Regions from separate parts of the Homo sapiens genome. Here all the other regions are linked to region 1. Evidence: read pairs that join two places in POLR2A ChIA-PET (ENCODE). Cell type or tissue: MCF 10A. All regions are shown on one strand. Each heading gives the region's core, and the rest is flanking DNA. Links, peaks and the distances in the headings are about the cores only. Region 1 has its middle 96 kb from the start of DLG1. Region 2 overlaps DLG1 (discs large MAGUK scaffold protein 1). Region 3 holds the start of LOC105374309 (a long non-coding RNA gene). Region 4 has its middle 21 kb from the start of LINC02012. Region 5 has its middle 53 kb from the start of BDH1.

What was found. ChIA-PET counts read pairs that join two places held together with the same protein. Peaks named below come from ENCODE experiments on the same cell type or tissue, not always from the same donor. Only the 100,000 strongest peaks of a DNase experiment are listed, where the experiment ranks them.
Region 2: POLR2A ChIA-PET joins it to region 1 with 6 read pairs; 1 of 35 experiments calls an interaction of 5 or more read pairs at or near these places.
Region 3: POLR2A ChIA-PET joins it to region 1 with 6 read pairs; 4 of 35 experiments call an interaction of 5 or more read pairs at or near these places.
Region 4: POLR2A ChIA-PET joins it to region 1 with 9 read pairs; 6 of 35 experiments call an interaction of 5 or more read pairs at or near these places.
Region 5: POLR2A ChIA-PET joins it to region 1 with 5 read pairs; 3 of 35 experiments call an interaction of 5 or more read pairs at or near these places.

What each region holds. Positions count from the first base shown.
Region 1 is chr3:197,391,644-197,397,685 of GRCh38, reverse strand. No RefSeq gene overlaps it. Among named protein-coding and RNA genes, the nearest start is that of DLG1, 96 kb to the right of the region's middle. RefSeq lists enhancers at 2,451-2,500, 2,694-2,988, 2,511-3,390, 2,308-3,507, 3,115-3,616 and 1 more. In MCF 10A, for the core only: no CTCF peak of the experiment used is centred there; DNase peaks (open chromatin) are centred at 2,515 and 2,905.
Region 2 is chr3:197,081,361-197,087,402 of GRCh38, reverse strand. DLG1 (discs large MAGUK scaffold protein 1) reads left to right here. Exons shown (of 25, transcript NM_001366207.1): 16 at 1,647-1,823. Among named protein-coding and RNA genes, the nearest start is that of MELTF, 55 kb to the right of the region's middle. In MCF 10A, for the core only: no CTCF peak of the experiment used is centred there; a DNase peak (open chromatin) is centred at 3,702.
Region 3 is chr3:197,476,040-197,482,081 of GRCh38, reverse strand. It overlaps LOC105374309 (a long non-coding RNA gene), which reads right to left and starts at 4,096. Exons shown (of 2, transcript XR_924902.1): 1 at 3,974-4,096; 2 at 2,431-2,894. RefSeq lists an enhancer at 2,585-3,784. In MCF 10A, for the core only: no CTCF peak of the experiment used is centred there; a DNase peak (open chromatin) is centred at 3,141.
Region 4 is chr3:197,485,177-197,491,218 of GRCh38, reverse strand. No RefSeq gene overlaps it. Among named protein-coding and RNA genes, the nearest start is that of LINC02012, 21 kb to the left of the region's middle. RefSeq lists enhancers at 168-713, 714-1,259 and a silencer at 687-981. In MCF 10A, for the core only: no CTCF peak of the experiment used is centred there; DNase peaks (open chromatin) are centred at 928 and 3,198.
Region 5 is chr3:197,606,051-197,612,092 of GRCh38, reverse strand. No RefSeq gene overlaps it. Among named protein-coding and RNA genes, the nearest start is that of BDH1, 53 kb to the right of the region's middle. In MCF 10A, for the core only: no CTCF peak of the experiment used is centred there; no DNase peak of the experiment used is centred there.

The DNA of each region.
Region 1 (6,042 bases), core at 547-5,546:
CTCCCTGGGAATTGCCCTCAGTCCAAGTAAGCAGCTTCACCCACACTTATGAGCTCTCCGTGGGGGCAGTGTCCATCCAGAGGCTAGTCAATGAAGGGGTACAAAGCCCCAGTCCCTTGCCTACATTCAGGACATCTCTGAAAAGACATGCCAGCATCAGCGTTCCCCAGTGGGATCAGCCAAGGCCTGTCTGTACCCACATCACCGTTCAGATTCTTGCTCTGCCCAGTCCTATCCTGATTTCCTCACTCCCTCACCGCGTTGCTGCTGAGATCACTCCCACATAGACCTCCTGCTCACAACTCCCTAGCTCCGAGTCTGCTTCAGCACAACTGACCTATGCCACCTTGTTCGCTTTTTGGAATTTCATCTTCTGTATAAATCTGTTTATATCCTTTCCACAATTTTTTTTCTTTTTTTGGTGGGGGGATGGATACGTGCTCTGTCACCCAGGCTGGAGTGCAGTGGCACGATCTTGGCTCACTGCAACCTCCACCTCCCGGGTTCAAGTGATTCTCCTGCCTCAGCCTCCTGAGTAGCTGGGACTACAGGCAAATGCCACCACACCTGGCTAATTTTTGTATTTTTAGTAGAGTTGGGTTTCACCATATTGGTCAGGCTGGTCCTGAACTCCTGACCTCATGAACTGCCTGCCTCAGCCTCCCAAAGTGCTGGAATTACAGGCGTGAGCCACGCCCGGCCCCTTTCCCCATTTTTAATTACAGTCATAAATGTTCAAGATCTTTCCATATTCTTCGTATCAATCCCTCATTGATTTAGATGTTACAAATATCTACGCCTGTTCTGTTAACAGTCTACTAACTTTGTCCATGGGGACTTTTGTTGATTAGAAACCCCTAATTTTAATTTAATCATATTCGTAAAAATTTGCCTTATGCTTTTGAAATTTTGTTTTGAGGAGGATCGATCACAAAGATACGTCCCTGCACTCTCTTCTGCCCATTTTATTTCCACTATTTTTCTTTAACCTTTTATACTTAGGTTTTTAAAGCATGCAGAGTCCTCTTTTGTATTTAGTGTTAAGTAGGGGTCCAGTTTTATTTTTCTCTATACAATGAGCCTGTTTCCCAAATGCCATTTACTAAATAATCTGTCCTTCCCCGTGATGTGCGGGACCACCTGCATCCTATATGTTATTTTTTATTTTTTAATCATTTTTTATTTTTTTTGCGATGGAGTCTCACTCTGTCGCCCAGGCTGGAGTGCAGTGGCGCAATCTCGGCTCACTTCAAGCTCCGCCCCTCCAGGTTTAAGTAATTCTCTGCCTCAGCCTCCAGAGTAGCTGGGATTACAGGTGCATGCCACCACGCCTGGCTAATTTTTTGTATTTTTAGTAGATACGGGGTTTTGCCATCTTGGCCAGGCTGGTCTTGAACTCCTGACCTCATGATCCACCTGCCTCGGCCTCCCAAAGTGCTGGGATTACAGATGTGAGCCACCGCGCCCGGCCTCACCTTCATCCTACATTAAGTTGGGACTGAATCTGAGCTCTCTATTCTGTTCTGGTGATCTATTTTTATGGTTTTTAAACTACTGTTTTTATTATGATGGCTTTTTAATATGTCTTTTTTTGTTGTTGTTGAGACAGGTTCCCACTCTGTCACCCAGGCTGGGGAGTGCAGTGGTGCAGCCACGGCTCACTGCAGCCCCAACCTCCTGGGCTCAAGAAATCCTCCCGTCTAAGTCTCCTGAGTTGCTTGGACTTACAGGCACGTGCCACCGTGACCAGCTAATTATTTTTTTCTATTTTTTGTAGAGATGGGGTCTCACTGTGTTGCCCAGGTTGGTCTTGAACTTCTGGCCTCAAGTGATCCTCCTGCCTCAGCCTCCCCAGGTGCTGGGATTCCAGGCGTGAGCCACCGCACCTGGCTATAATATGTCTTTCTATCAGATAGAGTAAAAGCTCCTCTTTACTCTCCTATTTTATTTTATTTTATTTTTTTGAGACAGGGTTTCACTCCTGTCCCCCATGCTGGAGTGCAATGGCACGAGAAGCTCACTGCAACCTCTGTACTCCTGGCTCAAGCAATTCTCCTGCCTCAGCCTCCCAAGTAGCTGGGACCACAGGTGCATGCCACTGTGCCTGGCTAACTTTTTTTTTTTTTTTTGGTAGAGATGGAGTTTTGCCATGTTGCCCAAGCTGGTCTCGAACTCCTGAGCTCAAGTGATCCGCCCACCTTGGCCTCCCAAAGTGCTGGGATTACAGGCATGAGCCACTGCGCCCAGCCCACTCTCCTTTTTTAAAGGTTGCCTTAGCTGTGGTTCTTTGTGTCTAACCCGAGTGTCTTCCTTTGTCCTGTACTGCCATAGTTTTTAGAGTAAGTTTAGCTCAAGTGCTTTGGACTTTATCTGCGGGCTTTGTCTGGGTCAGAAGCCCTTGTTTCAGCTGGCAGCCGTGGGCCTGAATGCTGACTTGTGTTCTTGGCAGTGAGCACACAGAAGCACAGGGAGAAACTTCAGGAAGAAGTGAAGCCAAGAGATGCTATCTGGCCTGCACTGGACACTTGGAAGCCCTGGCAATTCTCTGCACAGTAGAATCCAGTCTGATCCAAGAGAAACAGTGAATGGCACACAGATTTTAATGAGCCTGGGAACCTAATCGGAGGCTGTAATGAATGAGATTTCATGCGGCCCTGCCAAGGAGAGCACTCTCTCTGGATCTGTGGTCACTTGGCCCCTGCTCCCGAGGACTGCGAGGGCCTGTCAAAAGCTTAGCTCATTGCCACCTGCATCTCCATTCCTTCCGCAGCTCTTCTCATCCTGTTCCCAAAACCTCAGCTTTCAGGCATGTAGCATTTTCATTCCGTGATAATGAGGAGACTGTGAGCAGGCCATGGTTAGTCATCTGTGGTGTGAAGATGACGGGTGCTCCAGCTCAGGAGGTGCGTGCGGGTTCAGACACGTCAGTGCTGTGGCTAAAGACAGAAGCTGGTGAGGGGGAACGAGGTGACTCATCACCGAAACCTTGAGAACCAGGTTCAAGGAGAGGGCCTAGGCTTTCCAAATGCAGAATCTGCTTTCTTTGGTGGTGCTGAGGCTCCACCCAGGCCCGGTGGGTGCCATTAACTTCTGTTCTCTCCTCACCGAGGAACTTAACGTCAAGACAATCAGCTCCCGTGCCATCCGAACAGCTCTCCGAGCACCGGCCCATTCCGCCGTGGGCTTCCAGCTGCTTGCGCCTCCCCCTTCTCCATGCCGTTCTCATCCTCTCCTGCCGTGGCATGCTCAGGTTCCTTCTTTCTGTTTCTTCAAGGCTCTTACTTCTTTCTCAGTTAGTAGTTTTTAAAAATAGACCTTTTTTCTTTGAGACGGAGTTTCACTCTTGTGGCCCAGGTTGGAGTGCAGTGGCGCAACCTCAGCTCACTGCAAGCTCCGCCGCCCAGGTTCAAGCGATTCTGTTGCCTCAGCCTCCTGAGTAGCTCGGATTACAGGTGCCCATCACCATGCCCAGCTAATTTTTTGTATTTTTAGTAGAGATGGGTTTCACCATGTTGGCCAGGCTGGTCTTGAACTCCTGACCTCAGGTGATCCGCCTCCTCGGCCTCCCAAAGTGCTGGGATTACAGGTGTGAGCCACCACGCCCAGCCAAGAATATATATTTTTGATTGACTTGTGTGGATGGTGTTTCTTCCGCCAAGTGACTCTACAAAATGCTGGTTGTTGGCTTCCCACATTTACCTCAAGAGTGGTAAACAAGTCTGATTACTTGGTAATGTGGCTCTCTCTGCCTATCCTGAGTGTCTGTCCCCATCCTGCACACATGCTGGCTGCCACACTGGTACAAGGAGGCCCGTGTCATCTGCTCCCTTTGGAGAAGAGTCACATCTTGATTGGGGCCCCAGCAGCCTGGGCAGTACCCTTGTTTGACCTGTCTCTCTGCTGAACCCCAGAAGGCCTTATTGCCTTGCCTCTCTGCACCAACGCAACAGGCCACATAGAATCACTCCAGGGGAGAGGCTTTAATCTCAGCATCATTCTCCTCTTTCTTTTGCTCCAGGCAAATGTCGGGAGATAAAGAAGTGTACCAACTACCCTTCTGTTTCCTTTAGCTCATCTTTAAATGTACTGGCTGGCATCAGAGCCTCTAGAGGCTGCTTCAGAGACCAGCCACTGTGTCTTAAACAAGAGCAGGCAGAAGGCCTTGGAGTGGACTTTTGGGATTTTTATGCTGAAGGATATAGGGGACTTTATCCAGTGTTATCCTGCCTGGAGTCAGGGTGGATACGAAAGGGACTGGGAGCGGCTCCGTTTTTCAGAATCAGTGAGGGAAGGAAGCAGACTGTGCTGTTTTAAGATGCTCAGTGTAGTTGTCTAGGAAGAGTACTTTCAGAAGCCTTGAGACCTAGCAGGTGGGTAGGTAAAATATTCACAAAAGGAGCTATCTCAGCAGTGGGGATCAAGTTGTTGACTAATCCAATACTCCCTTGGAAAATTAGATCATCCATTCTTTACCCCCACCCTATTTCCTTATGAATTCCAGACTTTCAAAGGAAACAAGGATTACAGTGCAGCCCTCGGTCAGGCCACTGGACAGGATGCTGGGCTGATTGAGAGGGTCAGTCACAGAGTGTGCTCTGTGCCAACCATATCTAGCAGGATGCCAATGACCTTGTTTAGGGCTGTTGAAGATCCTGGAATGTTCCTCTGACTCTTAAACGTTCTGCTTGTCCACGTGTCTAACTATAAGACTAGAGAATCCACAGTCCAACTCTTAGAGGGCTAACAGTTTACCAAACACATAGGCAGAGAGGCTTCTTATGAAAAAATAATTGTATCCCACAAACTGGCTTTCCTGTATTTGGTCTCTCCCAGGGTATTAAATATAACTTTTTACATGCTGCAGGCTTCAAGGCACACCACATGACCAATAGACTTCCTTGTGTGGGCTCTAAATTTGGCCTACCAGTCCTGAGGGGACCACTGAAAGTTAGGTTACACTAAGCCACTCCAAACACTGTTGTACTTGGGTGAGGAAAGGTGGGCAAAGACAGAGATGGGCCTGTGAAGCTAGCTATTAGGGTTCTCTCTCTGGCCCATCATTTCTGCTCCCTGAGTCACCTCTTTCTCCTAGGAGCTTCTGAGGAGCTCAGATCAGATATTGGCAACTTGGCAGATCAAACATGCAGAAAGGACTGTTTTCCTGGGACACTTGAGAGCCACTCAGCTTTACCTTCTTATAAGCCATGGGGTCCCTGAATGAGGAGAAACTAGTGTGGAAAGGTACCTACACACTTTTGTGACTCAGGGGCTCTGATTTTTGCTTGCAAAGCAGACAAAAAGAGACCCTACGACAAGGAATCCAAGCTAATGGGCAAAAGAACTACAGACAGTAAACTATCCCAAATGCGCTGCAGATAGTAAACTATTGCAAATGCGCTGCAGATAGTAAACTATCCCAAATGTGCTACAGATAGTAAACTACCCCAAATGCAAGGCAGACAGTAAACTATCCCAACTGCGCTGCACATAGTAAACTACCCCAAATGCAAGGCAGACAGTAACCTATCCCAAATGCATTGAAGATAGTAAACTATCCCAAATGCGCTGCATATAGTAAACTATTGCAAATACACAATGGAGAGTAAACTATCCTAAATGCGCTGCAGATAGTAAACTATCCCAAATGCGCTGCAGATAGTAAACTATCACAAATACACTATGGATAGTAAACTATCCCAAATGTGTGGCAGATACTAAATTATCCCAAATGCACTGCAGATAGTAAACTATCCCAAATGTGCTGCAGATGGTAAACCATTGCAAATACACTATGGATAGTAAACTATCCCAAATGCGCTGCAGATAGTAAACTTTCGCAAATATGCAATGGATGGAAAACTATCCCAAATGCGCTGCAGATAGTAAACTATCCCAAATGCAAGGCAGAGAGTTAACTATCCGAAATGTGCTGCAGATAGTAAACTGTCGCAAATACACTATGGATGGTAAACTATCCCAAATGCGCTGCAGATAGTAAACTGTCGCAAACACACTATGGATGGTAAACTATCCCAAATGCGC
Region 2 (6,042 bases), core at 687-5,686, 310 kb after region 1:
ACCACACCTGAGTCTTGTGGGGTTTTTTTTAGTCAATGTATTTCTAATTTCAAAAGCCAAAAAAAAAAAAGGCTGCAAAAAACTACCTACAGAATACCTCTTTATAAAGCTCTGAAACAAGCAAAAACATACATTATATCTTTTAGTCACTCACATATTATATGATAAAACCAAACCAACCAAAAAAGAATGAGTCAAAGAAATAAACATTAAGAATGATAGTTACATTCTAATAGTGGTTAACTCTTGATCCAAGGGAATCAGGATCAGAGGGAATATACGCAGGTGAATGTGAATTACTGATGAAGGTTTTGTGTGTAGTCTTGGGTTGGGTAGTAGGTGAACAGATGTTCATTGCACTCTTACGATTAATAACTCACATGTATTCCATGGGTTTCTTTTTTTATGAATCAAATATATTAAAAGAGAATGTTAAAATGCTAACGTAAGTAGAGATTGTGGGTGATTTCCTTTGTTGTTCAATAATACTGTTACATTTTGTGATTCAAAAGATGAATTTTTATAATAATGTAAGAAGTTAGTATTTTCCTTTTCTGAATGTCTTGACATTTGTACTACCTCTTAAGGTACTTTATTTTCTATTTTATATTATGCTTATTTGTGCCCTCATCTTCTCTATGTTTGAATGTATGTTTAAGTGAGCCCTCCTGCTTAACGATCCCCCCTGCTTCCCTAGCACCTTTAGCCCCACGAAAAGACTTGAAAGAACTCATTTGAAAAACCATTAACTACTAGTTTATTTATTTAGCCATCAAGTAATTCCACCCCTCTTGAGTTTTACTTGAAGAGCTAGGTTCTTAAATGTTGGGTAGTGTGAAAAAGATTACGATTTTCATCCTAATTTCCAGTTGCCAAATTAGAACAAAAGAATGAATAAATTATATTATAAATGTAATTGCTGTGATCCTTTCTTACACTCTTGAGAGAGCTTATTTGGACTTAAGAATTTGATTTATTTTAATGTTGTACATTAATTAATCAAGTGGTAGCACACAATATTTTCTTTTTATCAAATTTTAAAATATTCTTAACACTTTGCAATTACCGTATTAAATTATTACTTTCTCCAAAATATTTGGCAGCTGTTAAAGTCATCTGTAATTAGTGTCCATCATTGTTACTGACTCTGAAAACTCTATCAACTCTAGTATTGTGAACAAATGGAAGGAATAATTAATGGACAGAATAGTCACTATGTTGATCTAGTCGTACAGTCCACAACTAATAAATCAAATATATCAGGGAATTTGTTTTCCTACATGTATCTAATCAAAGTAAAGAGAAGAATGTATCTTAATACTTTTTGTTTATTAATTTCAAACTCTCTGGATTTGTCTATTTTAGAATTCAATATAACTTACCATTGGATTACAATCCAAGAGCGTTTTTAAAATTTGTCTTGTGATATTGAAAGAAACAAATAATACAATACAGTATTTTCATAGCAAGTTGATTTTGCTATTTCTTTTTTGTCTTATCTTGTATGCAGTGCAGAATTGAACTGGGCATTATTTGGCCTACTATGATATATTTAATTACCCAAATTACATATACTTTCAGAACCCTATGATATGTTGATTAATATTATAACAAGTGATTATGGACTTTTTTTCTTCTGACTCTAGAGCCCTTTTTGATTATGACAAGACTAAAGACAGTGGGCTTCCCAGTCAGGGACTGAACTTCAAATTTGGAGATATCCTCCATGTTATTAATGCTTCTGATGATGAATGGTGGCAAGCCAGGCAGGTTACACCAGATGGTGAGAGCGATGAGGTCGGAGTGATTCCCAGTAAACGCAGGTATGCCTGTTTCTTACCACTTGAATGTGAGGCAACATAAATAATTGATGTTCTTTTAAATTTTTTTTAATTTGTGACAACATGGATGGACCTGGAGTGCATTATTCTAATTGAAAAAAGCCAGACACAGAAAGACAAAAATCGTATGATCACATTTTTATGTGAAATCTAAAGTAGTCGAAGTCATACAGAGAAGAATGGTGGTTACCAGGGGTTAGGAGGATGGGGAAATGAGATACAAAGTTTCCGTGACACAAGATGAGTGAGTTCTGCACCTCCAACATGTAAGCATGGCAACTACAGGTAATAGTACTGTACTTGAAATTTGTTAAGAGGGTCGGTCCTAAGTGTTCTTACCCCCCAAAAAAAGGCAACCAGGTGAGGTAATGGATATGTTAATTAGGTTGACTGTAGTAATTATTTCACAGTATGTATATATATAATATATATATATAAAATCATTAAGTTGTACAACTTAAATATATACAATTAGGCTGGGCACGGTGGCTCATTCCTGTAATCCCAGCACTTTTGGGAGGCTGAGGCGGGTGGATCACTTGAGGTCAGGAGTTCAAGACGAGCCTGGCCAACGTGGTGAAAGCCTGTCTCTACTAAAAATACAAAAATTACCTGGGCATGGAGGCACACGCCTGTAGTCCCAGCTGCTCGGGAGGCTTAGGCAGGAGAATTGCTTGAACTCAGGAGGCCGAAATTGCAGTGACCTGAGTTTGCACCACTGCACTCCAGCCTGGGAGACAGAGCAAAACTCTGTCTAAATATCTATATCTATATCTATATCTATCTATATATATAAAATATACACATAAAAAAATTAAAAATAATCACCAGAACTGAAAAAATAAATTTATTTTACTAAAATGATTTTATGCTCAGTTTTTTATATTGTGTTTCACAGCCATTTGATTTTATTCAAATGGAATTGTAACCAGTGACATAACTAGAAAATATGGGCCAGGTGCAGTGGCTCACACCTGTAATCCCAGCACTTTAGGAGGCCGAGGTGGGCGGATCACGAGGTCAGGAGTTTGAGACCAGCCTGGCCAGTATGGTGAAACCCCGTCTCTACTAAAAATACAAACATTAGCTGGGTGTGGTGGCGGGCGCCTGTAATCGCAGCTACTTGGGAGGCTGAGGCAGGAGAATTGCTTGAACCCAGGAGGTGGAGGTTGCAGTGAGCTGAAATTGCACCACTGCACTCCAGCCTCGGCGACAGAGCAAGACTCTGACTCAAAAAAAAAAAAACAACAAAAAGTGATGCCTCCAAGCAGAAATTGATCTAAAGCTACTAGTTACTGAAAACAAAGTAAGTATATATTAAATCAGTGTGCCATTTAGCTATACCAGTGAAGAGAAAACTGAAAGTGTCTGTGGTTGGTGTAGGTAAGTAAGAGGACTTAAATTTTGTATTTTTGGTGGCATGAATTTCTTCCTTCATGCCAAAATGTTTGGAAATATCTGGTAATACGCTTCACTTCTCTTTTTCCTTGCTTAAATTACATGTATTGGTGCAGTTCACTGGTCTTTTCTCTTTGCTTTTAATGATTATATATAGGTAGATAGGTAGGTAGGTAGATTGATTTTTTTAAGAGACAAGGTCTTGCTCTGTCGCCCACGCTGGAGTGCAGTGACATGATCATAGCCCACTGAACCTCAGACTCCTGGGCTCAAGCTATCCCCCCACCTCAGCTAGTAGCTGGGACTCCAGGCGCGTGTCACTGCACCCGGCTAAGTTTTTTGTTTTTGTTTTTGTTTTTGTTTTTGTTTGTGGAGATGGGTTCTAGCTATGTTGCCCAGGCAAGTCTTAAACTCTTGGCTTCAAGCGATTTTCTCACCCCAGCCTCCCACAGCTCTGGGATGACAGCTGTGAGCCACTGCAGCCAGCCCTAATGATTCATTTTAGTGATTCATGGGTGTATACTTAGCACATAGCAAAAGTAGTTAAGGACAGGCCCTCTTTGCAAAGGATGGTCCCAGCTTAGAGGACCTCTTCTAAGGCCTGTGAAGTGCTGTTGAGTGTCTCTGCTTTTGTGGGGAAGGTGTTAAAATGTCATTTCAGAATTCCCCTGAGATAGCTTATTTATGAGATCTGCTTCATCCAAATCATTGTCTGGAAGTTCTTCTTTAAGAGCTTTTTAAAGTAGTAGTAGTAAGATAGCCAGCAAAAATAGTTAATGAGATCATAAAGAAATGTTTATTATAACTAGTTAATTCATTTTAAGTCGATTATGCTGTAATAAACATCTTTTTCTTATTAGTTGAATTTATACCTATTTCGTAACTATTTCTAGACCTTTATTTATTTACCTGTTTGTAGAAGTTGAAAAGTAATATTATTAAATTATAATCAAGATTTATAATTATGATTTTCGGGCTTATAACTGCTGTTGGCTGTATCCATATATTTAGCATGATCCAACTATTTGGCTAGATCTTTCAGTTGATGACAAATCCTCTTTTAGCAATGCAGCAATCAGCATAACTTTTTTCCAGAAATAGAACATAGTCTGCTTTAAATTCGGAAATGCTTCCTCTATGCCTTGTTGAGTCAGTAGAAACCTTACATCTTAAATATCAAGGTCAGAGCTCCTAAAAATTGTCTTGGTTCTTGGAGTCTCATACCTTACAAAGGCTTTCTGTGCCTACACCCAATAATAAACACTGTTGGCTTCACTGGAGAGATTTTTTTTTCATTTTGTACAAAAATTCTATAAGATTGTGTTTTAAAGCAAGCAATAATGTAAGAAAGATATCTTGAGACCTCTGCCAATTTCCACATTCATGAGTAGCATTGCAGAATATAATCTTACTCCCGTAAAATACAGTAAGAAACCACAACTAATTATGCCATTTCGTTCTTGAATGTATTCAAAACTTACCTTTTCTTAAATAGAACTATCTCTTTCTTAGACCTCTTCTAAAATAACATAGGAATTGTAATTCCTACAATTCTTGGCTTTCAGGAATAATATTTACAAATATAGACAATTTAAGTTGCTGAATTATGTACTAAACAAAATAATGATTAGAAAACAAAGTTGAGTTGTAAATGCTCACCCACTAAATGCTAGTTTTGTGGTGCTGTTGATAAGTACCTAGGCAAGATTATAAATTATTCAGGTCATGGAGCCTCAGAATTGTTCTTGAATCGTAAAAATCATGAGTTTTAATTTTTTTTTTTGTTTGGGGTGGGGGACGGAGTCTTGCTCTTTCACCCAGGATAGAGTGCAGTGGCATGATCTTGGTTCACTGCAACCTCCACTTCCTGGATTCAAGCGATTCTCCTGCCTCAGCCTCCCAAGTAGCTGGGATTACAGGCACCCGCCACTGCGCCCAGCTAATTTTTATATTTTTAGTAGAGACAGGGTTTCACCATGTTGGCCAGACTGGTCTTGAACTCCTGACCTTGTGATCCACCCGCCTCGGCCTCCCAAAGTGCTGGGATTACAGGCGTGAGCCACTGCGCCAAGACTTAAATTTAAAATTTAAATTCATGAATGCTAAGGTCCTGCTGTACCCATAGTAAAACTAAATAGATAATAAGGAAAAAATAAAATTCATTTATTCATAGTCTTGTTTTGGTAGGCTTTTCTGTTATATGCTAACATAATTGCTATGTCGAAATTGGAGAATTTATGAAAGCTTAATTTACATGACATTTTGCAAGATTTACATTAGTGTTACAATCTACATAAAAACTTGTTTCATTGTAGTTTTATTTGCTTGCTTATTTTGAGTAGGTAAAGTTCAGAATTTAAAAGATGTGAAGGCTTTACAGGCTGTCTCTCACAACACCCATTTCACCTCCATAGGGGTAAAGATTAACAGTTCTTATGTATCCTTCCAAAAATACTTTAAAACTCTTACTTCAATAACTGTAACTGGTTATTTATATATTTACACACACACACACATATATCATTAAAATTAGGCTTAATTTTTAAATATTCCACCTTTTTGTTAAAAGTTTCAGAGCTATAGAAAAGTAAGTACAAAAACGGCAATATACAGTGAACGTCCACATATCCTTCTCCCACTTTCACCAGTTTTTAACATTTTGCCACATTTGCTTTCTCTAGCTTAATTTTTAGCATATGTGCTTCATGCTAAGCTAATACTTAAAAACAAACAAAACTTGGAAAACTGTTAAACTCAGAAATGGTGCCTCATACTTTCATATAATTTTGTAACTAAATATACA
Region 3 (6,042 bases), core at 740-5,739, 84 kb before region 1:
TAAGGCATGAAAACCATTCTTTTTTTTCTTTTCTTTCTTTCTTTTTTTTTTTTAAGTCTTGCTCTTGTTGCCCAGGCTGTAGTGCAATGGCACGATCTCGGCTCACTGCAACCTCCGCCTCCCAGGTTCAAGCGATTCTCCTGCCTCAGCCTCCCGAGTAGCTGGGATTACAGGTGCATATCACCATGCCTCGATAATTTTTTGTATCTTTAGTAGAGATGGGGGTTTCACCATGATGGCCAGGCTGGTCTCGAACTCCTGATCTCAGGTGATCCACCAACCTTGGCCTCCCAGAGTGCTGGGATTATAGGCGTGAGCCACCGCACCTGGCCAGCCATTAAGATGAAGTCTTACCAGGCAGTTGAATGGGAAAACCTATTAAAGCAGCTTTTCTGAAGAACATGAGGCCCCACTTAGCATCTTTGGGAAACGCTCTCATTTACAGATGAGAAAACAGGCCCAGAGGCCCAGGGCGGGGGGACCTGAGCTGGGGCTGGAACCCCAAACCAGTGTTACTCCCATTAAAGGGTCCTCATGAAGAATCAGCTGATGGTCCCAACTCACTTTTTGCCCATGTTTTCCTCTGTTCCCCATATTTCTAAATATATCTTATCCTTTCTATCTCCTTTGCTCAAGCTATTTCCTCTTCTCAGAATGCATTTTCACCTGTGAAATTTGCATTTTCCCCTCCAGACCCAGATCAAAGAGATCTCCCTCCCCCACTCCGCACCTTCCTTTGCCATGAAGCTCTCCCTAAGGGTCATAGCTAGACAGACTTACAGTCCCATATCTGAGTTTCATTAGAACTTGTGGCGACACTCTTAGGACGTTCTGCTTTGTCTTAAAGTCATTTGAGACTTAATCTCACCCCTGAGATTTCATCCTTCTTGGGTTCTGTGACAGGGTCCTCATCACAGAGTCTTTTTTTGTAGTGTGTGTGTGTGTGTTTGTGTGTGTGTGTGTGTGTTTAATGGAATCTATGTATAGAATCACTTTCCTTTCTGAATACCCAAGTTCTGGAGTCAGCCTAGCTTGGGTCCCCATCCCAGCCCTGCCATTTCCTAGGAAAGTCACATCATTTCTCAGCATTTTTGTATCTTCAGCCATTACACATGCCCACTCCTCTGTGAAGAGCCAAAGACAGGGTATCGTTAGAGGCATTTATAAGCTACAGGCTGCCTTGATGGCTAGTGTTTTGAGATCACTAGGAAAAATTTTAAATTCAGTTCTAAGAGCCTAAAAAATCGTGCAATGCCAAATAACTGGTTACTTTGGATGTCCCTTTCCAGTGAGTTGCTTAGGCTTTATACAGTCTCAGTCTTCCTTCTACCTGCATGTTGAGCCCCAAGTTCTTGTATTTGCTGCTCTGGAAGTGAGCTCACTGTATTTTTATTGACTGAAACTGTTCCTTCATTTCTAAAATGGTTTTTGAGGTCTACTATGCTACATTATTATGGGTTGAGTTGTATCCCCGCCAAAAGCCCTAACTCTTGGTACCTGTGAATTTGTCTTATTTGGAAATACAGTCTTTGCCAATGTAATCAAGTTAAGATGAGGTAATGCTGGAGCAGGGCGGGCCTGACTCCAATATGGTTGGGCGTCCTCATAAGAAGAGGAGAAGGGACAGAGCCATCCATACAGAGGGAAGATTGCCATATGAAGATGGAGGCAGAGATGGGATTTATGCTGCCACAAGCCAAGGAAAGCCTGCAGTTACCAGAAGCTAGAAGAGACAAGGAAGTATCCTACCCTAGAGGCTTCAGAGAGGGGATGGCTCCACCAACACCCTGATTTCCAACATCTAACCTCTACAACTGCAAGAAATAAATTTTTTTTTAAGTTAAAATTCCTGAGCTCAGGAGATCCTCCTGCCTCAGCCTCCTGAGTAGCTGGGACTACAGATGCGTGCCATCATGCCTGGCTTAAGCTTCTATCATCTTACGCCACCTAGTTCGTGGTACTTTGTTACTGTGTCCTGGGAAATGAACATACATGCAAACTGGCAAATTAGCAGAGAATAAGACATGGTCCACCCTCATCAAATGAGGGAGGCGTGACAACAAACACAAATGAACGAGTATTAAAATGGCTGATTCTTCTAAGTACACTGATGAAATTGAACAGGGTCATGTAACATTCCAGTTCTTACCTGAAGGAAGAGAAGCTCATTGTGGGAGAGGTAGACAGCAGCCAGGTCGCCTAGGGTCTCGGGATGCTGTATGGGAAAATGGGTTGTCATAGAGCCAGGGTGGCCACGGACAGACCTAACTGAGTTGTTTGAATGGATGCTGGTGGCTTGGAAGCACATGGCAGCAATGAAGAAGGAGTGAAAGTGGACAGATTCGAGATACCTTGTGATGGCTGAGCCAGAAGGTCTTGCCGATAGGTTGGCTGTGGAGATGTGAGAAAGAGAGGAATCGAGGAGGAGTCTAGGCTTTTGGCTTAAGCCAAAACCATTTATTTTATTGAAATGGGGAACATTAGTGGGGGCGTATGTTGGGGATGAGAGGGAAGGAACCGAGAGTTCTGTTAGGGTTGAGATGCTTGTTAGATATCTTTGTGAAGACGCCAAGCAAGCCATTGGCTATGTGAGTCCAAAAGTCAAAGTCCAGTGTCCTTCACCCTGTCTGGTGATGAGATCTTTCCAAATATCCAGGCCTGCAGTGAGATTGGAGAGTTTCTTCCTTCCTGTTGGAATATTTCTTTCTCCAGCTGGGTAGATACCCGCTGGGAGTCCCTGGATAACTGCTAATGCCAAGAAACTTGCTAAGTAGCACTGAAGTTTTCAAATTTCTTCACAAAGTATATTGTGCTTCCAAAGCTTCCTGTGGTGTCTTCGGAGCTGTGTCTAGCTGCATCAGCAGAGCTGCGTCTCTTGGGGCTTCCAGGATAAGCTGGGTGGAAGGATGGGGAGAGCTGTAGGTGACCCTGGACCGTATTCCCAGGACTCCAGGCTCCCAGCTGTTTGGCCAATTAAAGAAGAAACCTTCTGCTTTGTACAGACCCACTTCCCACACAAAGAGCTCGGGGGAGAACAAAAAGAGCCAGCAATGCCTGCACTCTGGGAAGGCTGAGCCTCACGCAAGGGTGCTGACTCAGAAGCAGCAGTTGCTTGCCCTAGGAGCCTGCAGTCGTTGGCACAATCAAAAATCAATTAAAACATGCCATTCTGCTTTGCTCACCCTATGCCAGCCTCTCCAGGCACTTCCCCTCATTTTCAGCTCCTCCCAGAGTTCTTTGCTGCCTAATTAACTTGGAGTCCAATAGCCTGAGCAGGAGGCAAGCTGTACAGGAGTGAGGAGCATTGAACCAGGAGCCTAAGCCTCAGGACCTGCTTTGGCTGCACTGTAACTATTCCTGGGACTGTCAGCAAATCATTTAACTCCCTGGGCCTTGGGTGCCTCAACTATGAAACAGGTGGTGATTGTCTACCTTCCTGTCCAGGTGTTTTGGGGAATAATCTTGAGAGTAAAGAATGTATGGCCAGGTGCGGTGGCTCATGCCTGTAATCCCAACACTTTGGGAGGCTGAGGTGGGTGGATCACGAGGTCAAGAGATCAAGACCATCCTGCCTAACATGGTGAAACCCTGTATCTACTTAAAATACAAAAATTAGCTGGGCGTGGTGGCAGGCATCTGTAATCCCAGCTACTCAGGAGGCTGAGGCAGGAGAATCGCTTGAACCCAGGAGGTGGAGGTTGCAGTGAGCCAAGATTGCACCATTGCACTCCAGCCTGGGTGACACAGAGAGACTCCGTCTCAAAAAAAAAAAAAAAAAAAAAAGAATGTATGTGGCCACACTCTTGTAAATTGTAAATTCCTGTTTAAATTTAATAGATTCTATGATATCTAACATATACAATATGACAAAACACATTTTAACCTACATTTAAAAGGAATTCTAAAAAAGTATTCCTTCTTTTTTAGTTGCAAAATTGTTTGGAGGGAATAAGTCAACAATCTACAAACTTACCAAGTTTCTCACAGCTGACACCATTTCTCTTTGGTCTCAGTGGCCCAGAGCAGGAGCTCTAACTGGGTGCGCCGGAATGACTGCAGCGGCGCGTTCCAGGAGCCTCTAAGGAAAGGTTGCCAGATTAAGCAAATAAAAATACGGGATGGGCCAGGCACAGTGGCTCACGCCTGTAATTGCAGCACTTTGGGAGGCTGAGATGGGAGGATTGCTTGAGTCCAGGAGTTTGAGACCAGCCTGGGCAATATAGTGAGACTTTGTCTCTACAAAAAATAAACAAAATTAGCCAGGTATGGTAGTGCAAACCTGTAGTCCCAGCTACTCAGGAGACTAAGGTGGGAGGATCACTTGAGCCTGGGAGGTCGGGGCTATAGTGAAACATTATTGCACCACTGCACTCCAGACTGGGTGACAGAGGGAGACCCTGTCTCAAAAACAAACAAACAAACAAACAAAAAACAGGATATCCACTTAAAATGAATTTCAGATAAATGATGAATAATTTTTTGTATGAGTATGTCCCAAATATTGCATGGGATAAACGTATACTACTTTCATTGTTTACCCGAAATTCAAATTTATCTGGGTGTCTTCTATTTCATCCGGCAGCTCTCCAGGATGCCTGGGCAGCATGAAGCAGAAGACTCGGCCACTTGAATCCCCAATATGCCTCACCCATGTCTCCAGGAGACAGCCCTGCCTTCAGGGGAGGGTCTCCTTGCACTTCAAGCTCTTTGGATTAAGAAATGGTTTATAGGCTGGACGCAGTGGCTCACGCCTGTAATCCCAGCACTTTGGGAGGCCAAGGTGGGTGGATCACTTGAGGTCAGGAGTTCAAGACCAGCCTGGCCAACATGGTGAAACCCCGTCTCTACTAAAAATACAAAAAGTATCTGGGCATGGTAGTGGGCACCTGTAGTCCCAGCTACTCAGGAGGCTGAGGCAGGAGAATCACTTAAACCTGCGAGGTGGAGGTTCAGTGAGCCAAGATCGTGCAACTGCACTCCAGCCTGGGTGACAGACGAGGCTCTGTCTCAAAAAAAAAAAAAAAAAAAAAAAAGTCTATCTTTAATAACTCAACACATATAGACTGTCTCAAAAAAAAAAAAAAAGAGATGGTATATCTTTTATAAGTCAACACATATATTTGATGGCTGCCCATGAGCAGAAGAGCATTGTCTAAATGTGTAAGACAATAGGTCTGGCCACCAGAGACTTGAACCTCAGAGAGGTTTAATGGAAGCTTTAATGGAAGGAGAGGACACCAAACTCACAGGAAACAACAAGATAGACGGTTAGGGTGAGGAGGGTGTTCGCTGGGCGGGGAGGACGAGGATAAAACCAGGAGATGAGGAACCAGGGGCTCCTCATCCCACAGCACATCCCCCTCCCCACTGACCGGGCACTCGGCACTCAGCCCTGCTCTTTGTCTTGTCCTTACACAGTTCTTCCCTGCAAGGTCCACACCCTGGAGCCAGTAATGGGCTTTGGATGCAGGCTTTTCAGTGAGGGAGTGGGAAGCAGTGAGGAGAATGACCTGAGACGGAGCCCCCTGGGAGAGCGGCAGATTTCACACTCTGTGCTGTGACTTGTCATTAGCAGCCCCAGAAGTGCACACAAAGGAGAAGAAAGGAAAATCGTCTGCTGACCCTGCCATGTTCTGAATTCAGTAGACACTTGTCTGGGCCCGTAGAGTCTCCCTTCTCCCCTTCTTTCCACCCTTCCTGCCTTTCTTCTTTATTTCCTGACCAGCTACCACGAGCAGGGCCTTTTACCTGACTGACTAAGGGAAATTGGCCAGAGTCCCACTCGTAGGAGGCAGGGAAATTAGGAAGGAAAAGGACTGAGGATGGAGAGATCATGTCCAATTCGAGAACCCAGGAAGGCTTCCTGGAGGAGCTAGCATTTTGTTCTGAGTCTTGAATACATAGTATTTGGACATGTAGAGACAGGGGAGAAGGAGGGCACACCCACACAGAGGAAGAGGGAGGGCAAGGAACAGGGCTGGGGAGGCCCAGAACACACAAAAGTATTGGTGGTCAGAATGAGTGACAACCCCCCTGAGGTTG
Region 4 (6,042 bases), core at 371-5,370, 94 kb before region 1:
TCCTTGAAATCACAGGTTTCGTGGTTCTAATTATATTTTTAAAAGCTCATTACAGTAAATATGTGTCTATTAGCATAATAATTTACCCTTGCAGCACGAAATCACCTCGTACTGACCAGTGGTCCTCACACCTCTCTTTGAAGCCCACCTATGCAGGCCAAGTCCTCGCACATGTCTGAGTCTCCTCATCTGTAAAACAGGTGCAGCGTGATGATGACACTGCCCCAGGACCGTTGTCACGTGCTGTGGGATGCTGGTTTTGACCATGCTTGGTAAACTGCAATTTGTCAGTGGAGTTGATATCATAGGGTCTCCCCACGCCCACTTCATTCCAGATGTCCTGGGATGTTCGTTCTCTAGAAGCTCTAGCAGCTCACCCAGGTTTGCAAAAGGAACAGCTTATAATGAGCCCTCTCCACTCCCATCCCACTTCTGGGAATCTGTGGGGCTGTCACTCAGGGATGTTTTTTTCTCTCGTGTTTCCTCTCCTTGGGTTAGAACAGCCCCCAAAGCCTATTTTAATCCTTTGTCCCCATTTGGCATCCAGCCTTCCTCTTATCTTGACTTCACTGAGGGTGTCAGGTCCATTTGCTGTACTCAGGAGGTGGCACCCCCAAATCGAGGCCCTCTGGCATCACCTCCAGCCTGGCTGGGCAAACTGCCCCCGGCTTCAGAAAGCAGAAACTCCCAGGAGTTTTCTCTCCCCTGGCTGCGGGCTCTCCTATTGCTTGCTTGCCTGCCCACCTAAATCATAGATCCAGAAACATCTTTTCTCTGGACCTAACCAGCAGAGGCAGCTGCTCACATTCTGCTTCTTCTTTCCTCATGGTAATTCATTAGGCATTTCCTCTGATCCTAGCCTCTCTTCCTCTCTCCTGATGAGCCAACAGGGTAAAATCTCCAAGAGAGGCCTTGGGGCACCTTCTGATCCAAGGGGAGAAGACTGCAGCCTGGTGGGGCTATGATGTGGGCAGAGGAGAGGCTGGGAGTAAATTCCGGGGCTAATGCCTGGAATACTTTGCATTTCTCTGACCCTGCCCCGCCCAGCCAGCACCCAGAGCTTCACAAATGCCCATTTAGAAGGCCGCACCCTGCTAGTATGGTGAGGTCCTTGTGACTGGCTGGCCCCCATCAGACACAGAAAAAGTAGAGGGAGCTGGGGACAAACTTTAAAAAACTGATGACAACATGATTCCTTTTCTTTTATGAAAGAAAGGAAAAACACATGTAAAACAAACCCAGAACGTCCATCTGAAGAGTGGACGGGAGCAGTGGTTTTCAATTTATAACACAAGTGTACTCTTAGCCTATCCATGCACCATTGCATCCAGAAGGATGTACAAAACAGCCCTTCAAGATTGAGTTGTGTCGGGCTGGGCGCGGAGGCTCACGCCTGTAATCCCAGCACTTTGGGAGGCCGAGATGGGCGGATCACGAGGTCAGGAGTTTGAGACCAGCCTGGCCAACATGGTGAAACCCTGTTGCTACCCAAAATACAAAAATTAGCCAGGTGTGGTAGCACACACCTGTAATCCAGCTACTCGGGAGGCTGAGGCAGGAGAATCGCTTGAACCAGGAGGCAGAGCTTGCAGTGAGCTGAGATCACGCCACTGCACTCCAGCCTGGGTGACAGAGCGAGACTCTGTCTCGAAGAAAAGATTGCACTGTGTCTTCCCAGTCAGAGTATGGGAAGGTCAGGGGTCCAGTCGGGGAATCCCTGGGCACTCCTCAGCCCCAGGTCCTTCCAGCTTGGCCTGAGGGCCTCCCCCCACATTTGGCCTTCTCTCCTTTCACTCCCCACCCACACCCCAATTCCTGCCCCTTCGGACCTCCTCAACCTACTGCTCCCACTCCCAGGCCATGCCTTGGGTCCAGGTCAGGCTTTTGGTCACATTGGGTTCTGCTTTACCTGGGCAGGAACTGTGCTGGGGGCCGGTGGGAGAAGCAGGCCGGTGGATTTTAGAAGGCAGGCTAACCTTGCTCTCTGTCCAGCTGGCCTCCCCTTGGCGCAGTTCCTGTGTATGGATATTCTTACAGAATCGCTACTCTCCCTCTCCTTTGAGCTGGCCTAGCTTTGGCTTATCATAGGCCCCAGGAAAGGCCAGGGGACTGGGGTACCGGTTAGAGGGATATAAAAGTTCATTCTGCCTTGTACGTATGTTTAATTGATTAGAACACTTCATTTTCTCACAGCATGTATTTCATTGTACTACTGGCAACTGTCATCTCTTATAAATGAGGTTCATAAATAGTTGTTCCAGCTTATGGAATTCTGGAGAAAAAAGCTTCCAGAACAGTGATATGGTGCACTTCCCACAAAATGAGACAAGCTGAAGACACCTGTGAGTATCAACCCTCATTTATGACAGCCTCGTATGGTGGGGTAGTTAGAAGGTGATGCAGGGACATTCAACAGCAGAGATTATAATGACAGTAAGATAAGAGTTACTACAATCAAACTACTGCCTAGCTACTCGGCCCCGGGTTGGATGGTGAAGATTCAAAATTAAAAGCCATGGTCTCTGCTCGGGGGCTCCTGGTCTAGGCCACTTTGACTCAGAAGAATTTGAAATGACCCTTCAAATCCACCCTTCTCTCGCCACCGACCTCAACTGATGGGCATCAGCATGCCATCAGGTGGGTACACGTGTGACGAAGGATCAGGCACCTTACCTTTTATTCCTTCTTAATGTTGTGTGCCGAAATTTGGTGTGCACGGTATGTGTCTGCAAGCCTTTTACATTTTCATCCACATCAGTATTCATTTTTGCTTCTCAGCTACATTCTCAAAAATGAGAAGGAAGTGTGCTTATTCATTTAGATTGCCATGTGCGAGGGTCTGCCCAGCCGAACACCTGAATCATGTTTTGCTAATGATGTTGATGTCGACGTTGACCAAAGCTTGATAATTCCGTAACAATGTAATATGTCTTATTTTTAAACTAAAGCTTGGCTGGATCCCAACCAAAGCCACAGACAGAATTCAGAAGAGGTTTCTTTTAAGAAAATAGTAAAAGAAAAAGGTTTGCAAACCCACCAGATGAGAGAACAGTGCTCTTCCTGGCAGTCTCGTCTGCCTCTGGTAATGCTCAGGTCACCCAGTGAATGACACAATGTCCCTGTGGGCCTCATCCCATCTGCTTCTGTTTGTCATGGCCCAGGGCCCGTCAGTCCCTCAATGCTGCCCTTCCTGCCTCCCAGGCAGGTCTGGGCTTCTGTGAGTCACTCTCACAGCAGCCGTGACCCATGCAACATCTCAGAGTTTCTCAGCACAACAATTCATCATGTGCCTCAGTGTTCATCCAGCAATGTCAGGAAGAAACTGCTGGATATTGTTCTATGTCGAGTCAAAAGCTGTCCTGCAAAACAGCAGTGCCATTGAAGATGAAAGTTGATTCCCAAGCTAAAGCCAATCAAATACAATCTTGAGATATTTTGTGGGTCGAACTACATTTTTTGTTTGTTTGTTTTTGAGACAGGGTCTCACTCGGTCGCCCAGACTGGAGTGCAGTGGCGGGATCACCACTCACTGCAACCTCTGCCTCCTGGGCTCAAGCAATTCTCCCATCTCAGCCTTTCAGGTGGCTGGGACTACAGGCGCGCGCCACCGCACCTGGCTAATTTTTATATTTTTTGTAGAGATAGGATTTTGCCACATTGCCCAGGTTTGTCTCGAACTCCTGGGCTCAAGCAATCTGCCCTCCTCGGCCTCCTAAAGTTCTGGGATTATAGGCGTGAGCTACCGTCTGCCCTCCTCGGCCTCCTAAAGTTCTGGGATTATAGGCATGAGCTGCTGTGCCGTGCCCGGATGCTTTGGTATCAGAGACAGCACAGATACCCTGGAAGTCTCTCGTAGACGGCTTCTCTACTCTGGAGACCAGCGCTGATATTTAGCTGGTGTGCAAGAGTAAAAACAACCCCATCCCTCCTGCTTCCCTGTACCCTCTCATCTATGGAAGCTCTAAGGGAAGGGACTGGTTTGGCTTCCACTTTGATAGAATGGGCAGCAGTCACATGGCCCATTCAGCAATAGAAGAGCTCTAGATCCATTTTTTTATTCCAAGACCTCTCACAGCTTCACAACTTCCTCTGAAGTTTGCCTGGTCATGTCCCTGTCTCTGGCCTGAGATACTCCAGCTAAACAATGCAATGAGAAATATTTGGCAGCCTTTGTATCTCTGTGTACCTGAAAGGTGTGCCCTCCTTGGCCAGGAAACTAGAAATACCAGCCTGTGGGAGCTGGGATGGGCTAGGACCACTTTCTCTGAAGATGTTGCAAATGTAAGGCAAGGACATTGAAAACCAAATTCTAGAGGATACCAAGCAGAGACAAGCGTGAAAAAGAAAAGAAAAGAAAGGTGACCAAGACTGATGCATAACAGAGAATCGGGAGAATGACGCTGGTTCCCAAGAGGGGTTATTATGCCACTGGTTCTCATCGGGGGCTAAAGGCCCTCTGTGGGATTGTGAAGATTTGCAAATGTGTCCAATAACCTGAGTATTTTCTTTGTCCTTAATTGTGTTTCAATTTGAGAAACAGAGAGGAAGGAGGATGGCTAGTATGGGGCATGTGTGAGACAGAGAAAGATGTGGATGTGAAAGGAAGGAATTCTCACCGGGCACGGTGGCTCACGCCTGTAATCCCAGCACTTTGGGAGGCTGAGGCGGGCAGATCACAAGGTCAAGAGATTGAGACCATCTTGGCCAACATGGTGAAACCTCATCTCTACTAAAAATACAAAAATTAGCTGGGTGTGGTAGCATGTGCCTGTAGTACCAGCTACTCAGGAGGCTGAGGCAGGAGAATTGCTTGAGCCTGGGAGGCGGAGGTTGCAGTGAGCCGAGATCGTGCCACCGCACTCCAGCCTGGTGACAGAGCAAGACTCCATCTCAAAAAAAAAAAAAAAAAAAAAAGGAAGGAATTGCCCAACTAACATCTGAGATTTTCCACCAGCCAGAAAAACATTAGTTAAGTACTACCCCAGGCCACCTAATTCCAGGTCGTTTGAAATCCTGTGGAACAGTTTTAACCTGACAGCCTGTTATTCACCCAGACATGTATTTCATATTCCTCAATTTCTAGCCAAGGAAGGGAAGGATGTGGAGTCGGTGGGGCTGTAGAGAGCCTGGACCAACAATCAGAGGAGCTTGAGTTTCGTGCTGGCTCTAGTACCAACAGTATAATCTGTCTTTCACCTGGTCTCTCTTAGAGCCCCTGGACATGCTGAAAATAATCTTTACAGCTTTCGAGTGCTTTGCTGGTGGCAGTAGCTGAGGGAATGGAAATTTGGAGAGCAAGAACCAAACCACAGCAGTCTGTTGGCCATAGCAAGCCACACTGTGGACCGCTCTCAATGCCATTCAAGTCATCATTTATCACTAACTCTTCTTTGCGGGTCACCTGCTGACTGTGGCCTGCCACTTCAGCAGAACTGGTGGGAACAGGTGCTCTAATGTGCTGACAGTATCACAGAGTAACACTTGAATTGAGAAAACTGGGGTTTGGCGGGGGGAAAATACTATAGTTACAGGTTCGTATTTCTGCTTCTCCAATTAGATTACAAGGCTCTCTAGGGCAAGGACTATGCTTTCGAAGCCCGAAGTCCTAGCAGAGGGCTTGGCCCATGGAAATGCTCAATAAATGTTTGTGAATGAGAGAAAAGGAGGGAAAGAGGGAGTGGGTTCTTTCCAAGGTCACACTGCAGACGTCCCCCGACAGTGGAGGCATGCTGGCCACTGTCCCCCTCAGCACCCAGCTCTAGTGGATGTTCTTTTGCGGGTCAGGCTGATTATGTCTATTTCCCAGAAAGTGTCACTGATACCATCAGACCCCAAGGCATCTGCTGTTCCAGAGCAGGCTCCCCTGGTCTGTAATGTGAACGATATCAGAGAAGCCAAGATTGTCTTTGTCTCAACTCTCCTGCCGGGGGTGCTAAGCCTGGGATATCCACTCAGGCTGGGAACAGGTGGTCTAATGTGCTGAGAGCATTACAGAGCAGATTCAAGATCCTTTTGAATTGAGTGGATCTCAGAGTATCAGGG
Region 5 (6,042 bases), core at 593-5,592, 210 kb before region 1:
GGATTACAGGCATGTGCCACTATGCCCGGCTAACTTGTATTTTTAGTGGAGATGGCGTTTCACCATGTTGGCCAGGCTGGTCTTGAAGTCCTGACCTCAGGTCATCTGCCCACCTTGGCCTCCCAAAGTGCTAGGATTACAGGCGCGAGCCACTGTGCCCAGCCTATTTTTTATTTTTATGGGTACCTATTAGATGTATATATTAATGGGGTACATAAGATATTTTGATAGAGACATACAATGTGTAACAATCATGTCAGGGTAAATGGAGTATCCGTCAGCTCAAGCACTGATGCTTTCTTCATGTTTCAAACAATCCAGTTATACTCTTTTAGTTATTTTTAAATGTATAATAAATTGTAGTCACTCCATTGTCCTATCAAATATTAGATTTTATTAATTCTATCTAACTATATTTTTGTACCCATTAACCATCGCTCATTTTCTCCACCCCCAACTACCCTTTCCAGACTCTGGTAGCCATCATTCTACTCTATCTCCACGGGCTCAATTGTTTTGAGTTTTAGATCCCACAAATAAACGAGAACATGTGAAGCTTGTCTTTCTGTGCCTGGCTTATTTCATGTAACATAATTTCCTCCAGTTCCATCCATGTTGTTGCAAATGATTCATTCTTTTTCATGGCTCAGTAGTACTTCATTGTGTATATGTACCATATTTTCTGTATCCATTCATCTGTTGATGGACACTTAGGTTGCTTCCAAATCCTGGCTATTGTGAACAGAGCTGCAACAAACATGGGAGTGCAAATATACCTTTGCCATACAATTTCCTTTCTTCTGGGCATATACCTAGCAGTGGGATTTCTGGATCATATGGTAGTTTAGCTTTTTTGAGGAAACTGTTATGCATAGTGGTTGTGCTAATTTATATTCCCACCAACAGTGTATGAGGATTTCCTTTTCTCCACATCCTCGCCGGTGTTTATTATTGCCTATCTTTTGGATATAAGCCATTTTAACCGGGGTGAGATGGTATCTTCTTGCAGTTTTGGTTTGCATTTCTCTGATGATCAATGATGTTGCGCACCTTTTCATATGTATGTTTGCCATTTTATATCTTCTTTTGAGAAATGTCTATTTGGATCTTTTGCCCATTTTTAAATTGGATTATTAGAATTTTTCTTGTCGAGTTGTTTGAGATCCTTATATATTCTGGTTATTTATACCTTGTCAGATGGGCAGTTTGCAAATATTTTCTCCCATTCTGTGGGCTGTCTCTTCACTTTGTTGAAGCTTTTTAAATTTGATGTGATTCCATTTGTCCATTTTTACTTTGGTTGCCTATGCTTATGGGGTATTACTCAAGAAATAACTGCCCAGTCCAATGTCCTGGAGAGTTCCTCCAATGTTTTCTTTTAGTGGTTTCATAGTTTGAGATCTTAGATTTAAGTCTTTTTTTTTTTTTTTTTTTTTTTGAGACGGAATCTCACTCTGTTGCCCAGGCTGGAGTGTGATGGTATGATCTCAGCTCACTGCAACTTCTGCCTCCCAGATTCAAGCAATTCTTCTGCCTTAGCTTCCCAAATAGCTGGGATTATGGGGTGCCCCACCATGCACAGCTAATTTTTGTATTTTTGGTAGAGACGGGTTTCACCATGTTGGCCAGGCTGGTCTCAAACTCTTGACCTCAGGTGATCCACCTGCCTCAGCCTCCCAAAGTGAGATCTAAGTCTTTAATCCATTTTTTTTATGGCAAGAGGTAGGGTTCTAGCTTTATTCTTCTGCATATGGATATCCAGTTGTCCCAGCTCCATTTATTAACGAGACTGTCCTTTCCCCGGTGTATGTGTTTGACACTTTTGTAGAAAATGAGTTCATTATAGATGTATGGATTTATTTCTATGTTCTCTATTCTGTTCCATTGGTCTATGTGTCTGTTTTTATGCCAATACCAAGCTGTTTTGATTACTATAGCTCTGTAGTATAGTTTGAGGTCAGCTAATGTGGTTCCTCCAGTTTCATTCTTTTTGCTTAGGATAGCTTTGGCTATTCTTGGTCTTTTGTGGTTCCACATAAATTTTAGTTGTTGTTTTTTTTTCTATTTCTGTGAAGAATGTCATTGGTGTTTGATAGGGATTGCATTGGATCATCAGATTTCTTTGGGTAGTATGGGCATTTTAACAATATTGATGCCTTCATGAACATGGAATATCTTGCCATTTGTGTGTGTGTGTGTGTGTGTGTGTGTGTGTGTGTGTGGTCTTCAAATTTTTTCATCAAAGTTTTATAGTTTTAATTATAGAGATCTTTCATTTCTTTGATAAAATGTATAATAAAGGTATACACATTTTGGTTAATAAACTTAACCAAAGAAATGCAAGATCTCTATAATTAGTTAACTAATAATTAATTAAATGGTTAATGAACTTAACCAAAGTAATAAAAGATTAAATAGAATCCTAAGTAGCTATTGTAAATGGGATGACTTTTTAAATTTCTTTTTCAGATTGTTTGCTGTTGGCATATACAAATGCTAGAGATTTTTGTATGTTGATTTTGTATCCTGCAACTTTGCTGAAATTTGTTTACCAGTTCTAATAGTTCTTTGGTGGAGTCTTCAGCTTTTTCCAAATATAAGATCATATCATCTGCAAACAAAGATAATTTGACTTCTTCCATTCTAACTTGGATTCCGTTTACTTCCTTCTCTTGTCTTGATTGCTCTGGGTAGGACTTCCAGTACTATGTTGAATAACAGTGATGAAAATGGGCATCCTTAGCTGGGCATGGTGCTCATGCCTGTAATCCCAGCACTTTGGGAGGCCGAGGCGGGTGGATCACCTGAGGTCAGAAGTTCAAGAACAGCCTGGCCAACATGGTGAAACCACTTCTCTACTAAAAATTAAAAAATTAGCCAGGTGTGGTGGTGGGCGCCTGCAATCTCAGCTACTCGGGAGTCTGAGGCAGGAGAATCACTTGAACTCGGGAGGCAGAAGTTGCAGTGAGCCGAGCTTGCGCCACTGCACTCCAGCCTGGGTGACAGGGCAACACTCCATCTTAAAAAAAAAAAAAAAAGATAGGAGTAGGGTAAAGGCATGGGATACAGGATGGACCCTGAGAGGATAATATGCTGGAGGTGCTCAGGGCAAACAACTCAGATGTGTGTGGGAGTGTGCATGCGAGGGTTTTTACGCATATGGTATAGTCTTTTTCCTGCCCAGAAGACCTACATACTAGTCTAGCCCATCCTGGGGGAAGTGAGAGATGTGATGGCTCTGCATTTTCTCTGGCTTTGCCCTGGAACCTGGGATGAATCCACTCCGACTGGATGTGAGTACCAGGTATTACCTGAGAACGTGATTTGAAACTGCTCCCTAGATAGGGCCCATTCCTTAGTCAGGGGTTCCTAGTGGCTGTGGAATAATTCACATTTGTCATTAGACTGTAAGGACCATCACTTTATTGCTTTTGTGTCCCTTCATTGTGCCGAGCCATGCACCATGCATCCAGCAGGGAATCCTGTGAGTGCCTTTTCACAAAAGCTTCCAGCTGCACGAGGTCGGCCCTTAGCGCTTTTAAAGGTAGGCAACTGACATGTCCACTCAGGACACAGACCCCAGCAAGGTGCTAGCAGGTCTTCTCAGGGCTCTCGTGATGGTTCCAGGCCCAGTCATTGGTCGGGGATCCAGAGGAGACACGCTCCTCACTTTTGGAATTCTACACTTTAGAGGAAGAACCCAAACGAAAAGCTAGGAGACAAGCCAGTGGGGTGAGGAACAGATTAAAGCCACTTGCTTCTCAAATGAGGACATTGTTTTCAAGACAGGGATGACCACTGTGTTTTGGAAATCCAAGTTCTCCTTTTACTGTTTTGCTCTCAGGGAAATTTCAGCAAATAAGATCCCAGTGTTGTTCATCAACTTCTCCAGGTTTGCTTTAAGCTCCTTTAGCTAGCTGCCCGCATGCTGATTGAAAGGTTACGAAGAAAACACAGGAAGAGAAATCCAGGCTACAATTGTTATTTGCAAGTTAGTGACTGGTCCTGGAACCTGACACTCCCTTCATGGGTCAGCATGCCCAGAGTTTTTGTGGTTCATTTACCCCAGAAGGACTTAGTACCAAACATTTCACAGATTTCCGTTATAAAGGTCTTTACAAACACAGACCCATGCAAAAGGCCCAACTATCACCTTCAACAACAATGCAATGGCCTTCCATGGCCTTACAGTAGGGCCAAGTCAGCAAGGACCTAAACAGCCTCCAGTGTGACTTTGTCACAGTTCGCGCACCTGGTTGTTAATGGCCTTCACCTGACATAAAGCAAATTGCCTGTCACGGATCATCTGAGCAAAAGAAGTCAAGGAAATTCAAGTAAAAGGAGGAAAAATGTATGCATATGTAAATGCTTACTCCAAAGTCACCTCATCTAAAGCTCTTGCTCAGAAAGCAAGTCAGAATCTTCACTCCTGTGTAGCATTACCGAATGGAAAACACGCTAAGAGTCATCAATAAAGTCAGCCCCGTGTAGCCTTCCCACTGGAGAAATGACAACCTGAGGTCCTGCCTCCAGCGCTAGGATGTACCTGTGATGTGGCTTCTACCTTGGACTCTGTCCACGGCCTGGAACAACCTGGACTCACCAGTGTGCACCATAGCAGGAGCCCAAGCAGGCTTAGCTCAAAGCTCCATGTTTATTGCATGAAGCCCTTAAAAAGTATTTGTTATCGGAAGGCTTTGCCCAGAGCTTTGGAGAAGATTACAAAGGAATGCTTTCTTCCTTCAGCTTATTTCTTAGGAAATTACCTCCAGATCTACCCAAGAAACAAAGGCTGCAGGATCTCCTTGGTGTCTTCATACATTGAACACTTATTTAGAAATCCCTCATGACTTTTTCCACTCCCATTTCTTGAGGAGAAAACAGAAGATCTGAGAAAGGGAGAATGGGAGATGGCCTGCCCTGGTCTCTTGGCTGCCCTAATGGAAAGGCTCCAAGTTGCAGCTTTAGAAACAAGGGCTGGCACTATGAGCAGGCTATAACTTCTTGCTTACACCTTCTCTCTTCACATCGGGTGCCGCCTGTCAGGTGAGGGCCACAGTCCTTCATTCCAGGTGTTTTTGCCTTCAGCCTTGCTTTACTACCATGTTTTTCTCCTTTTCTGTCTTCCATCTGTCCTTCCATAAATCCATTCATTATTCATCCATCCATCCGTCCTTTGAGACATCCATCCTTCAAGCCACCGTTTGACCCCTTCATCCCAAATTAATGACTTACTATATGCCAAACTGTGTGCTAGAAACTGACTCTACAGATGAGCTAGAACAGTTCTTGCCCTCAATCTTGGAAGAACAACTCATTGGTAGCAGCTCCACTGTTTATTGGCAGAAGGGAGGATTGTGTCCAGGGCCGCAGTATGCAGTGGGGCAGTTCAGGCACTGCACAAAAAGGCCCTGCAGAGCCAGCGAATGGGCCTGAAATGCAAGCTCTGTGTCCTGACCTGGAGATGGGTCTTTCCAGAAGAAGGGACAGCAGGAGGTGCCCTGTGAGTTACCAAACGTAGTTCATTTTGTAGCAAAACCTGGACACCTGTGCAAAGATCAAACTAGATCAGAAGGAAAGGAGACAATATTGCTGTGAAAATCTAGCTGGAACTCAGCAAACATTCAGGATGGAAATGCACACTTGCAAAGCAGTTTCTAGAACTTTGTGTGACAAGAACACTAGGAATTCTTCAAGGGATATCTAGCCATACATATGGCCTCCGAAGAATTCACCCCTAGAGGGTGTTCATAGTGATCACTTAACTTGTGCAGGTGGCCTGTAGTGGTGTAAGCATGGACATTTAAGCATGACACCTAAAGTATTTTATAGAAATGTTGAAGGAATTAGAGAAAGTTTATATCATTTTTTAATTGGTTTATTACTGACAGCATTTTGATAGGGTATTATTAGAACTCAGGTCTTGTGACTCAAAATCAATGCCTTCCCAGTATACCACTGACTCCCCATAGCTGGAAAACCCCATGGGGGCTCTCTGTTTGCCCTTATATCAGGCTGAAAGACATATTATCAACAAAAGTT